Regions from separate parts of the Homo sapiens genome. Here region 2 is linked to region 1. A link is a contact called in ENCODE Hi-C or POLR2A ChIA-PET data. All regions are on one chromosome and are shown on one strand. The core of a region is the stretch at or near the end of the contact, and the rest is flanking DNA. Distances in the headings are between cores, read along the strand shown. Region 1 has its middle 93 kb from the start of BIN1. Region 2 has its middle 47 kb from the start of BIN1.

Region 1 (7,071 bases), core at 1,652-4,151:
AGCTTGGTGTGAGTATCTGGTTTTATTGTGCAGGGAGAGTGACCACCAGTTTGGTTCTATAACACTGCCACTGTGTCCCTTCTTTGAAGGGAAGCCTGCAAAGGAGGGAAAAAGGCCGCATCAGCGGTAGAAAGGCATTACATAAACTCCCAGTCACCAGCTTGGACCCTAGTCCATTCTGTTCTCTTTAATCTTTTTTTTTTTGGACGGGGTGGTGGGAGGCGAGGTGGGGTAAGAAGCTTCCAGTAGAAACCAGAAAACCTGCTAGACAAATTCTAAAAGAGTTCTTAATATTGTCCACTTCTTTCCACCTTTGTCCTTCAGTTTTCCTCAGTCTCTTTTTCTGTCTTTGTCTCTCTGCCTGGTCTCGTCTTCTCTCCCAAGTCTGTCTTAATAACCTCAGGTGCAGGGCGGTTTGTCATGCATCTTGCAGTGGGACAGCAGGAAACGGCTTGGTGGGACCCCACTGTCTATCTGAGGGTAAACCATTCACTACCGTGGCTCTGCAACCAGGCGGGATAGAGTGAGGTGAATGAGGCACTCTACTGGAGGCAAACATTTTAAAGGCACCCAAAGTACTCAGGCGTCAATTTTTTTTAATATAATAGTTAATATGAGATTAAAAAAAATAGTTAATGTGAGATTTCCATGGTGAGCAAAATATCAAAAATTTAAATGACAGGATCAGTGCCAGTGCACTGATTTTTAAATTTATTTTATTTATTTTATTGCAACCTGAGGGAAAAGGAAAAATCTGTAATGTCAGTTCTGTCTTTACTTAGGATTTTGATATTTTGTTTATCACGGGTTTTTGGGGGGATTAAATCTGCCACAAGGGCACTGTAGAGCTGAGCCTCCGTGGGAACTGCCATTCCGCTAGGGTAGGATGTGCTTCCACAAAAGGGCTGGGCCCAAGAACGTCCCATCCACTGCAAGCTACAAGGTGCAGGGGTAGAAGCGGCCCAGATGGAATTCCTATGGGGCTGCGGAGGGGAGAAGGCTGACCCTGAGAATGAGGGCCAGAGAGGAGGGTGAGCGCGGCCCCTCTTCCAGGCAGGAAGCCCTGCTGGACGCCCGCGTGGTGGTCCCCGAGACTCGCTCAGGGCCACGTGGGAGGAGAAGCTGCAGCCCACGCGTGAGGAAACTGGGACGTCGCTTTGCGCACGTGGACAGTGGTGGTCTCCAGGCGCTCCGGCTGTGGCCCCTTCAGAAGCACCTGCCAAGACACCTGTGGCTCCGGGCATCTGGAGAACCACGGCCCAGAAGGAGCCTACTGTTGGGGAGGGTGGGCCTGGGGCCACACACCCGTAGCTCCCTCTGGGGGTAGAGACCAGAGCTGTCCTCTCGCACCCGCACCCGCACCCGCACGCTCTCCCTCAGCAGATAAACCCTGCGCGGGCACGTCCTCAGGGCTGAGGCTGGCAGCCAATTCCATCTCTCTCTAGGGTCTCTTCTCCCAGGCCTTTCTCTCTGGAGACCTCTGGGTTAGGGGGGCCAGAGTTCCCAGGACCAAGCAGCTGCTGTGGTTTCCACTGGGTCCTGCTCTCCTTGTACCCCTCCCTCTGCCTCCCACCTCGGCCTGTTCCCTAAGGCTGCTCCCGCGGGACCCTGTTGTCCAGCCCCAGCTCTGTGCTGAAGGGGGCTCAGGCAGCCCCTCTCATGTTTGTGGCCCTACCCAACACTCTGCCCTGGAGGGTCTTCAGAACCCCTTTGTTGGCGCAGAGGAGCCCACGCTTGCCTCCCCTCACCCAGGATCCCCTTGTCCCGGGAGGGCCACCCCACAGACCACTCACTCTTATCCCTCCCTCCAGACCCCCACACATGGAGGCACAGGAGAGTCCCAGGCCAGCCCAGCCATGCCATGGAGCACAGTGCTGCTGTGCCCACTTGGGTGCAGGGGTTTTATTTGGAAGGTGATCCCAAAGGAAGCAGGAGAGAGGAAATGGGGCAGAGGGCAACAGGAAAGGAGGCAAGAACAATATAAGGTAGGAATTTGAGGTCACCACTGTGGGCAATGGGGCCACTTCCAAGGATTGTTCCCTGAAAGGCCAGGCGCCTTCTACCAGGTCCCATCCACCACTGGTTGGGGTGGGCCCCAGGAGGCATCAAAGACTTGGGGAAGGTGCACAGACTCATAGCTGTTCCTGCTCATTCCTTAGGTCTCAGAGCCTCCTCCACCTGGCCGAGACCTGGAGTGCCCACTCTGCACTTGGAGCTTCCTCATGCTGGGTTGTTTCCAAACGTGAGCACCTGTAGATGGGATCACAGGTCTTCCCTCACCTTCCTCTTGTCTCCACCGTAGTTCACGGTCTGGCACACAGATTGGCCCGCATCAGGCCTGCAGTAACTGCTTTTCAGATAAAAGTGTTAACTCACAGAGGACAAACGCTTTTCTTCTCTTTTGCCAACTCTTATTAGTCAGTAGTGGCTACTTGGAGGAATGTGTTAGGTGAGATTCTGAGGCTGGATTCAGGTTTGGCAGAGAAGAGTGTCTGTCATGGAGGGCCATGGTGGTGGCAGCACTCATGTCCCCGCTGACATTTCTCAAAGTTAGACTTTCTGTAAAGGGAGGCAGTTTTTTAGACACTAGAATATCTTAGGACTTGTCTAAGGAATCAGCGCAGTCTAGTGAACATGCTTGGAATGTAGGTTTTTGTGACAAAGGGAAGAAGCCCCTTACAATGGTGATTGCCTATTAGATTCTAGAAACTGTGCTAGGTATTTGATATGTTTTCTCATTTAATCTCCATAGTATCCCCAGAAGTTCATGTTATTTCCGTTTTTCTTGATGACTAAGTTGAGACTCAGAGATGTTGAGTAAATGTTACCCAAGATCACACAGTTATGAAGCCGATGTTCTCATCACATCACATCACTTGCAGGCAAGAGGTTTCCTTGCAGGCAAACCTCTGCAAGCACGAGCATGAGACCAGTCAGCAGTCTGGGGAGTGTACGTGGAGAGTTTACTCTATTGCACACAATGACATAAACAGGGGCAGAGAGACCCAAACACTGCAAGTGCCAAGAGAAAAGATAATTTAGGCTGAGCTGGTGATCAGAGAAAGCTTCCTGGAGGAAGCAGAGCATGAGGAGAGCCTAGAAAGGAGAAAAATGGTTGGCATCTGGGTAGCAAGAGAGTAAGGGATGGACATATTGGGGGGGGCACAGCCCTGGTCAGAGGGAGATAGCCCTGGGAATCAGACAGGCATGTTGGTGACCAGTGTGGATGGCCTGAAGGTTGGTGGAGGAGCTGAGCCTCAAAGCACAGATGGTTGGGGACCTGCAGAACCGGATTTAGTAGCAAGACAGAGCTGGAGCAGACAGAGAGGCAGTGTGGTGGCTGCAGGGTTTAGAGGCATTCATCAGGGAGTACCACCTGCAGATATGGGATGAAAGGACAGGAGCCTCAGCAAGGGCTCTTGTGAAGGGTGTGGTGGGCTGGGATGTGTTTTCACCCACACATACATGCCTACCTCCCTGAGCCCTCCTAGGTAAGGGAGCTGTGACCTTGCACAGGCCAGGTGAACTCCTCTAAAGGCTGATGCTTCCTGAACTGCGAGGGTGGAAGTTACTTTCAGCTCCCTGCATTCATTGTTAACTGAGGAGGATGCTAACCGGGGCTGTTGTTTACATCAGATAATAGTCAATAAACCCCATGAGGGAGCCTGCAGTGTGGCCAGCAGGGGAAGTCACCAGCCTGTGGGGGCTCCACGGTGGGCCCAACCTACCACTTTAATTTCATACTTCTGTAGAGTGATTTCTTGAAGCCTTCTTAAGTGACTGCCTAAAGCCCTAGTCACAGAAGGTGTTTCAGCTGCCAGTGGCCAAAATCCCAACTCGAGCAGCTTTTCAGGAGCAGGGGATTGATTTGCCTGGGTGTTAGGCTCAGTTCCCTAGTTCCCACGTCCATTCTATGTGAGTCTCTTGGCTCTGCTTTCTTCTCCATGCTGGGAGCCACCCTCAGGCTGGCCTTGAACTCCTGACCTCGTGATTCGCCCACCTTGGCCTCCCAAAGTGCTGGGATTACAGGTGTGAGCCACTGTGGTATCACCTTTAACTCAAAACAGTCAATATGCTGTAGCAACGTATTTTGGGGTGGCATGTTCTTTTTTTGGGGGGTGGGAGGGGCTGTTTCTCTGTTGTCCAGGTTGGAGTGCAGTGGTACAACCATGGCTCACTGCAACCTCAACCTCCTGGGCTCAAGCGATCATTCTGCCTCAGCCTCCCAAGTAGCTGAGACCACAGACACACACCACCACGCCTGGCTAATTTGTGATGGCATGTTCTTAACTCCTTCACTCTCTTTGCTTCTCCACCTCTCTGCTGCTGTCTCTGCCACTGTGTTTCTCTGTCTCTTTGTGTCGCTTTGTGTCTCTGTCTCTTAGTCTCTCCCTGTCTCTTTCTCTCTTATCTATCTCTCTCAGTCTCTCTGCCTCTCAGTCTGTCTCTTTCTCTCTCTGTATGCATGCATCTCTCTCAATCTCTCTTTCTCTCTGTATCTGTCTCTCTGTCTCCCAAAAACACACACTCGCTTTCTCTGCTCGTCCACACGTGTGGGCACACATGGCTGCCCAGCCCAGATACGACTCACTTCCTAGGACATGTTTAGCAGAACTAGAATAGAGCACACAAGCTGGGTAGACTAATGTTAGCAGTGAGAAGAACTCGGGAAACATGCTGCTTGGATTTTGACCCCCAGTCTAGCACTTACTAGCTGTACACGTGTTACCTATTAATGACTTCTCTGACCAAGTGGTGAGAACAATAGCACTTATCTCACAGGGGTTTTGTGATGATTAAATTACAACAGTAATTTAAAAGAGAACCCGGCAGTGGTTAAGTACACTGATAATGTTCACAAATCTTATTCTTATTCTTCACCTTCTTGACATTGTTGTTGCCATCTCTGAGTTCCAATGTCAGTTTCTGAGAATCAGAGTCTGAGTGGCTCAGGTTATACTGGACTGTATGTTTGGTATATTTGGTGCAATTGGCTGAACAAAAGCCAGCACTGGAGAGCCACCATGGCCCACCCAAGAGCATGGGGGGGTGGAGTGGGGAGACAGGTGGACCTCCGGAAAGGCAGGGATGGGTTGAACGGCAAGCCAAAGATGGCTCTGAGAGCCAGGGTCACCAATCATCCCAGTTTGCCTGGGACTGAGGGGTTTCCCTGGAAATGAGACTTTCAGTGCCAAAATAAAGAAAGTCCTGGGAAACTGGGAGGGTTGGTCACTCTATAAGTCAAAACTGATTTTGATGACTTCCAGATGGGGTCAGCGTGCCCGGCACAATGTGTGTTGATGAAATCCCTTTTGAAATCCCTGGAGGAGGGTGAAAAGGTGGATGAGGCCATTTTGCAAGCCTTTTTGCAATATGTCCTAGTCTGCTCCCACCTAGGGAGGTTTGAATCCACCACCCCTCTTCCCTGCCACTCCCCAGCCCTGACCTTGCTTGCTGCTGACATTGGTTAGCTTTTCCAATACTTCTGTAACTGGCAAAAAGGTCTGGCTGCTCACCACTTGTAAAAAGGAGCCAATGAGTTTTATTATCCATGCTAGCATGGGGAGGAGTGAATGAAATTCTTTCCAAAAATGTCCACTCTTCAGTTTGTGGAGGGAATGCGGTACTTTTTAAAGAGAGGGTTTGGAATGAGAGGCGGGGGTGGGGGTGGGGGGTGGGGGCTAGGAGGTGCCAGCTGGCATGATCCGCTTCTATGGCTCAACTTGAATTATTGTATTATCTGGTGAAGGGACCGGCACCATCGTGGCTGGGGGTGTCTGCTCCGTATTAGGATCTGGCCGCTGAAGCTTCTACAGGAATATATGACCAGATAAGTGAGTATGGTGTGTATTTAACAAGCATCTAGGTAAATAAATGCGCATAAGACAGAGGAGCATAGAGTGGGAAAAGAAAGGGAGGGGAGGTTCACAGCACATTTCCAGGCTGTATTTCAAGATGAAAGATAAGGCATATGCAGTTTGTCTCAAAGTTATGTCTTGAAACTGGGGGAGGGGAGGAGGAAAGGGAAAAGGAAAAAGTTTTGAAACATGGTTTGAGGCTAAGCTGCTCAGTTACACCTGCAGTGTGTCAGCTGTCTCCCAATGCCAGCGCCATGACTAAGAAGGTCTTTCCCACCTCCTAAAACTTCTCCTTCCACCGACCTGCCACAGCACATGAAACTTGACTATTTTCTCCTTTGGTTTAATGCACTCAAGACTGAATTAAGATTCAAGTGTTTTATGGAAGGCAGAGTGCATTAAGCTGTTATGGCTCATTAGGGTCTTAGCCTGGATAACTTCATTGGATTAGTCAGTCCCTGAGTAGTGCTATAGTCTAGGGCACAGAAGACTGATGCTTGGAAGGGAGAGGGGAAAACTGCAGCAAGAGGCTGACCCAGCCAGAAGATCAGGGCCCTAGTGGTGCCAAGGCAGGAGTGGGTGGAGCAGCCCTAGTGCAGAGAAGGCAGGGGGAGGAGGCAAGTACTGTCTCCCCCAGTCAGCTGTCCAGTCTGTGCTCAACTGGAAGTGCTTGCTTCTCCTCTATCCAGGGGAAACTGGTTGAGAACTTGGACAACTTTTTAAAGAGTTAGGAAGAAAAGGATGGGGCTGAGAATGGCCTGGACTTGAGGGCTGGTATGGAACATCCCCAGTGCATCTCTAAGGAAAACTGGCTTTCAGGAGTTGCTTCTTTTCTGAGTCCGGTTTTTTTTTTTTCGGTATCCACGTATGGTGGGCAGGGGATATTGGGACACGAAGAGGGAAGTTATGTGATATATTCACTCATTCACCAACTCCCTCACTTGCCCACTGATGGAACTATTTTTAAACAAAACGACACTTTAAAAATAAGCTTATAAGACTGACCAAGAAAAAAGGAGAGTGACTCAAATTACTAAAATCAGTAATGAAAGTGGGAACATTACTACCCATTCTACAGAAATAAAAAGGATTATAAGAGAGTACTATGAACAATTGTATGCCAAGAAATTGGATAATCTAGATGAAATGAACAAATTTCTAGAAACATAAAACCTACCAAGGCTGAATTACAAAGAAACAAAAAATCTGAAAA
Region 2 (7,071 bases), core at 2,365-4,864, 140 kb before region 1:
TTCTAATGCATGGCTAAGCAGAGATCCTGGGTTTTTTTGGTCGATATTTATTTATCTATTTATTTGAGATAGGGTCTCACTCTGTCATTCAGGCTGGAGTGCAGTTGTGTGATCAGGGCTTACTGCAGTCTCGACCTCCCTGGGCTCACGTGACCCTCCCACCTCAGCCTCCTGAACAGCTGGGACCACAGGCACATGCCGCCATGCCCTGCTAATTTTTGTATTTTTTGTAGAGATGGGGTTTTACCATCTCTACAGGCTGGTTTCGAACTCCTGGGCTCAAGTGATCCTCCTGCCTCAGCCTCCCAACGTCCTGGGATTATAGGCATGGGCCACTGTGCCTGGCCAGTTTATTTATTCTTTAATATTGACTATTCAGTGGGAAAACCAGAGATGATGTTTTGAGAGCCAGGTGGAAGGCAGAGCCATATGCTGGTTGGAAATTTTTTGTTTTAAAGCAGTATTTCATTGTAGCCTGCATATAAAGATTATCAAGCCAGAAATGTATTTGAAATCTGAAAAGTACTTTCATTGATTATGTTCATTTTTCTGTGATCAATTCCAAAAAGGCATTTAAAATCTTGAAGACCAAGTTCCTAACAGCACTAGGGGTCTGTAAGAAAAAAAGCATTATTTTATAATGCTGTGGGGTATACACAATATTTTTGTGTTTCTGCCAAATCTCTGAACAAAATCCGCTTAAACTTGGAATCCTGGGCATTTTCATTCAGGCTGCCATAACACAGTACCATAGACTGGGTGGATTAAACAACAGGATTCCATTTCTCGCAGTTCTGGAGGCTGGGAAGTCCAAAATCAAGATGCTGGCAGCTTCAGGTGAGGGCTCTCCTGCTGGCTTGCAGACAGCTGCCTTCTCACTGTGTTTTTGCATGGTGAAGAGAAGGAGCAAGCAGGTTCTTTGGTGTCTCTTCTTATAAGGCCATTAATCCCATCATGAGGATTAATCCCACCCTCACGACCTTATCTAATCCCAATCACTTCCCACAGTCCTTGTCTCCTAGTACCATCACACTGGGGTTTAGGGCTTCAACATATGGATCTGGGGAGGACACAGATGTACAGTCCAGAACACTGGGTTATGATCAAGCCTTAAAAGTTAATTTACAATTATAAAGATAGTGAAGAACTCTAGAGAGGTTTACCTCACTCTGGAGTTATGTGTTTGCATATCAAGGGGAAAACTAGCTCTAGGTTATTTGGTCCCTAGAGAAATGTCTTTACATTCCAAAGAGCAGAGTGAGAATTCAGGATTCTAGCCATGCACTCTCCAAAAAGCAAGCATGTCTTCCCTTCTTTCAGGAGAGAGGGCCCCCAGTGTCTCTCCTGGGTGTAACTGGCCACAGCCCGTTGCTCTCAGTCCTCCCCTAAGGAGTGTCCAGTTGCTCGTGGAGAGTTTCCATTTGGCTCTCACTGCCTCTCCCACAAGCATGGACTGGAGCAAGGAGGGGCCCTAGGCTTATGATTTACTGTAAGGTCAATGGGGAGGAGTCTGTCTCAGATCCAGAGGACTTCATGTGCACATTCAGAATAAAATTAAGAAATATTAAAACCCAAAAACGTTAAGTAAAAACAAAACAGAAAAATGTTATGTATACAGAATGACTGACTACAACTATGGCAAAAACAAACAACAACAACAACAACAACAACAACAACAAACCCTCAATAGAGGAAAAAGTAAACAAGAAACAGATCAAATTATTAACACAATGACATTTGAATGGTGACAAAATTGGTGATTTTAGTTTTTCTTTCCTTTTAAAATGTTTTTAAAGCACATATATTAATTTGGCAATGGAAGAAATTAGAAAGAAAATAACTTTTGCATGAAGATCACAGCTGAGGATATCCTGTTAGTTATCTATTGTGGCATAACAAATTAACCCAAGACTCTGCAGCTTAAACCAAGACAGCTTTTTTATTGCACAGTTTCTATGGTCAGACGTTCACATGGTTGATCTCCCACTGAGGGCCTCCAGGGTCCCACCCCCTTAGCAGCACATTACAAATTGAACTGGTAGAATAACTTCATATGGAACTCATCAAATATATTTGAGTGTCTTGTTGCTCTTTCCATTTTTTTTTCTATGTTGGGGTTTCAGATAAGATTTCTACAGTTTTTCATGCAGAATGTTCAATCCCTGTCTTCTCAAGGCCTCTAAACCCTAACCCGTGAGTGTTGGAGGTATTCGGTGCAGTGCTTGGTCTTCCTGGCAGTGTTTCTCATTTGGAATCAATCACAGTAGTGACTGGACAAGGGGTTACAGAATTTCTTGGCATGGGGTGGGAGAACTGTTGCTTTACTTCCTATTAAAAGAACTGGAGTGAGGCTGGGTGCGATGGCTCATGCCTGTAATCCCAGCATTTTGGGAGGCCGGGTTGGGCAGATCACAAGGTCAGGAGATTGAGACCACCCTGGCCGACATCTGGAAATCCCGTCTCTACTAAAATACAAAAAAATCAGCTAGTCATGGTGGCGTGTGCTTGTAGTCCCAGCTACTCAGGAGGCTGAGGCAGGGGAGTTGCTCGAACCCTGGAGGTGGAGGTTTCAGTGAGCTGAGATTACGCCACTGCACTCCAGCCTGGCAACAGAATGAGACTTCATCTCAAAAAAAAAAAAAAAAAAAAGAGAGAAAAGCTGTTATTTGGGAATATGAAAATTAAACATGCAGAGGCATGTGCCCTTTACCTGGGACCTTGCTGACAGCTGTGTTCTCTAGACCTCTCTCTTTAGGAACGTCTCTCGTCCCACCTCCACCCACAGGAGAAACCACTGGAAGCTCCTCCAGGTTCCTAGTGAAGCCCCCAGGACTCAGCTCCTTGGCCTCACTGCCCACCTGCCATCAGCTTCTTTGGCCTCTGGAGAACCTCACGATCAGCCTGCAGAGCTGCACCCAGGCCTGCCCTATGCCGGGGTTCCCACTGAGACCCCAGGGTCACTCACTTAGCAGGACAGTGATCATCAAGTGGGTTAGGGTTTCCAGGATGCTTCAAGGCAAGGCTCTGAGATCTGAGCTGTGGAGGAGGATGTAAGGAATCAGTACAAACAGGGGCTGGCCACACAGCACTGGGGAACTATGAAAAAGCTTCTGGAATCCAGAGGCCCCACGTGTGCACTTGGTGGGTGTTACAGAAACTTACGGTGAGCCCACCATCTCCAAAAACTTGAAACTCCACTCTTGCTTAAACTCAGGATCACACATCCTATGCCAGCGGGCTCTTGGTCCTTAGACTGTTCATAAGAAAAATAGGAAATGGCCAGGGGCCTGAGGAAGGAATGCAGCCATACCTGACCCTGGCTGCCTGAAGAGAGCTGGGTTGGTTTGGAGAGTACTGGGGCGGGGAGTAGGGTGCAGGGATGGGCGGGGGAGCCAGTCAGTAAAGTGTGCAGGAACCCAGGGTGGCCCATGGGCCTGAGGACTACACAGGCCCTGTCCTAGAGGCCATCTGGAGGGGGCTGGTCGGCTGGCTCCATTTCCAATTAACACCCCCTGCACCCCCCTGGATCCTCAGAGCCTCTGCTGGGATAGATGATCTCACCAGCTCTGTGATTGTGGCAGAAACACCAGGCCAGCCAAGCTTGAGTCATGCGACCTCCTCTGGCTACCAGGGCATGAGGAGGAAGAGTGCCTGGTTTCCTCCAGCCACATAGTAGTAGGCAAAGCCTGGCTCTCACCAAGTAAAGCAAGACTCCCACCAGATAGACAGGAAGGGCGCTCCCTTGACTGGGTGGTCTCTAAATATCAAATGTCCATTACAGTGGCCAAGAAACTGCGGTATCTTAATCACAAATAATCATCACCCATGCATTTGAACTAACTGGCAAAAGAACTCTCTCTCTCTCTCTCTCTCTCTGTGTGTGTGTGTGTTCAACAACAGCATCAAGGCTGAACATAAAAGATCACCTCTTGCTGACTTTATAATCTTTTTTTTTTTTTGAGATGGCGTTTTGCCCTTGTCGCCCAGGCTGGAGTGCAATGGTGTGATCTCGGCTCACTGCAATCTCCGCCTCCTGGGTTCAAGAGATTCTGCAGCCTCAGCCTCCCATGTAGCTGGGATTACAGGCGCCTGCCACCACGTCTGACTAACTTTTGTATTTTTAGTAGAGACAGGGTTTCACCATGTTGGCCAAGCTAGTCTCAAACTCCTGACCTCAGGTGATCCACCCGCCTCAGCCTCCCAAAATGTTGGGATGTGTTTTTTTTTGAGATGTGGTTTTGCTCGTTGCCCAGGCTGGAGTGCAATGGCATGATCTCAGCTCACTGCAACCTTCGCCTCCTAGGTTCAAGTGATCCTCCTGCTTCAGCCTCCCACTTAGCTGGGATTACAAGCATGTGTCACCATGCCAAGCTAATTTTGTATTTTCAATAGAGACAAGATGGGGTTTCACCATGTTGGTCAGGAAACTGCTGACCTCAGGTGATCCACCTGCCTCGGCCTCCCAAAGTGCTGGGATTACAGGTGTGAGCCACCGTGCCCAGTCGACTTTAATCTTATACAGACATTTATATGTATTTATATGTGCCCTGGTGGGACTGTGGCATGCCATTGACAGTCACTGTTCAGATTACTCTTTTTAGCAACTGCTATTTGAGTTCAGAGAAAAAAACTGTAAAAATCTGTGAAGGAAACGTCCATGGAAACAGCCACTCTCTAGTCTACTTTCTATTCATTTGGAAAGCAATGTCTCTCTTAGCATCTGAGGCTTCTAACCCATATTTTCAAGATGGCGATTCCCATCAGGAAATCTCTTACAGCCTATGGCAGAAAATACGCGGTTTGGGAATGACTGAGGTTTACATCAGAGCTGAGAAATGAGTATTGAACTCAGTCTAGTGAAGTTATCTGGGCATTTTCCCCAGGTGTTATTGGCATGTCCTGCTCCATGTTGGGACATTTAGATAAATAAGAAGTTGGGCCACTCATTTTGGTTCCACATTTACACCCACCTGATTTCCTCAGTTCTGTGCCAGCCACAGTTGACAGAAATGAAGGATACTTACTTATTCCTGCACCCGGGAGGTACAGGATGTGGAGAAGACAACACATAATTAGAAAGTTATAATGAGCTGAACTACTTGGGAGTATGCTGGGAGTGTGAAGCCCCAGAATAGACTTAGCGTATCTTTCTAGAGAGTTGATTTCATTGCATGCTAAATAATGTAAACCGAATTAGGTTATGTGAATGTGCTCGGATATACTGTGGAGTAGAATGCAAAATACAAAGTGGATGTTGGTGAAAGTGGCAGAGTTAGGGCTGGGCACAGTGGTTCATGCCTGTAATCTCAGCATTTTGAGAGGCCGAGCCAGAAGAATCACTTCATCCCACAAGAGTTAGAGACCAGCCTGGGCAACATAGTGAGACCCTGTCTCTGGTAGGGGTTACCCCATCTCTGGTAAAAAAAAAAAAAAAAAAAAAAGTTGCCAGGGATAGTGGTATGTACCTGTAGTTTCAGGTACTCAGGGGGCTGAGGCGGGAGGATTGCTTGCATTTGGGAGGTCAAGGCTTCAGTGAGCCATAATTGCACCACTACACCCCAGCCTGACAAGACTGAGACTCTGTCTATTTAAAAAAAAAAGGAAGTGGCAGAGTTAGGACCTCTGAAAAGTCTCTCCATAAAAGCAATGAGAAAATTGACAAAAATTATCAGAGCCAATTTTTTTTTGAACTTTGGAAATTAAATTGCAACAATCCAAGTAGTGTTAATATTTAAGAAAAGTGGCAGAATCCTGGTAAGAAAAAAAGCTTTGTGACATTTTAATTTATCCTAGTCCCATCCCCATGGTAACCTTGAAAAATTAAAGCGTACACTAACAGTGAAAATTAGCATGGTGGCAGCCACCTAAGGGAACAGAATTGGCCTGGAGCTCGTTAAAGGCCCATTACCAGAGAGCTGTCATTATTTGACCTGTCTGGTGATTCTCTGGAAGATCCCCCTTTGTAAGGTTGTCTGTATTTGACCTGACTCTGAACTTACACAGTGTGAAAAGCTCTTTTCCAGGGCCATTTATCAGAAACAATTACAGCCAAATTGATTAACTTCATGGATGCCTGAGGGAGTAGAAAACAGCTGGGGCAAATAACAGACCAACCAAAAAGCTTAAAATGAAAAGTTGGGGAATAGGATATCTACAGGGGGCATTGAAAAGCTCTGAAATATTCCTGGGAATCAAGAAGGTCATGTTCTTGTGTAAGGCTGTGAGCATGCCCAGGATTGACCTGAAAAAAACCTGAGAAGGTCCTAAGCTCTCATCTCTGGCTCCCCTGAGACTCTGTGCAATCAGGAAGTGAAGGCTAAGGCAGAGTTGTAAACTGCCTGGCTGAGGGTTGCAGGCACGCCTAATGTACACAAAGAGCCCCCCAGCAAAGACTGGGAGACTTATTTGTTTCAGATGTTTTTAGGAAGTCTCTGTTCAATCATTAACTGATCACTAGGCTAAATGAGCAGAGACTTCATTGCTACATACAACAAAGAATACAGACTATGCAGAATTAGTTAAAAAAAATACACTAAATAGGCTGGGTGCAGTGGCTCATATCTATAATCCCAGCACTTTGGGAGGTTGAGGTGGGCAGATCACCTGTTGTTAGGAGTACAAGATCAGCCTTGCTAACATGGTGAAACCCTGTCTCTACTAAAAATACAAAAATTAGCCAGGTGTGGTGGCACATACCTGTAATCCTGGCTACTCGGGAGGCTGAGGCACAAGAATTGCTTGAACCTGGAGTTTTCAGTGAGCTGAGGTCATGCCACTGCACTCCAGCCTGGGCAGGAGTGAGACATCATTTCAAAAAAGAAACAAACGAACAAAAACCCCCAAAACACTAAACAAACAAAATGAAAACAACTACAAAAAACAACAAAAACCATAAACCTTGGAGAGATAATTTGATTTTCAGAGCTGCCATAATATATTATTTAAAATGTCTAGTTTTCAACAAAAAATAAGAGCATGGAAAGAAATAAGAAAGTATGGGCCATTCATGGGAAAAAAACAATCAATAGAAACTGTTCCTGAGAAAGCCCAGATGTTGGACTTACTAGACAA

The links. A loop is a pair of places that touch in the nucleus more often than their neighbours do. ChIA-PET counts read pairs that join two places held with the same protein, here RNA polymerase II (POLR2A).
Region 2: a map of endothelial cell of hepatic sinusoid shows a loop between it and region 1 (2.8-fold over the local background). The contact joins two enhancer-like sites. A Hi-C loop is called at or near these places in 1 of 168 maps with a recorded cell type or tissue (endothelial cell of hepatic sinusoid). POLR2A ChIA-PET finds 5 or more read pairs at or near these places in 1 of 52 experiments (BJ).

What each region holds. Positions count from the first base shown.
Region 1 is chr2:127,010,646-127,017,716 of GRCh38, reverse strand. It overlaps the pseudogene RNU7-182P. Among named protein-coding and RNA genes, the nearest start is that of BIN1, 93 kb to the left of the region's middle. Within about 2 kb of position 2,901, at least 3 of the 41 ENCODE cell types and tissues checked have a DNase peak (open chromatin) inside an H3K27ac peak, as active enhancers do.
Region 2 is chr2:127,150,439-127,157,509 of GRCh38, reverse strand. No RefSeq gene overlaps it. Among named protein-coding and RNA genes, the nearest start is that of BIN1, 47 kb to the right of the region's middle. RefSeq lists an enhancer at 1-222. Within about 2 kb of position 3,614, at least 9 of the 41 ENCODE cell types and tissues checked have a DNase peak (open chromatin) inside an H3K27ac peak, as active enhancers do.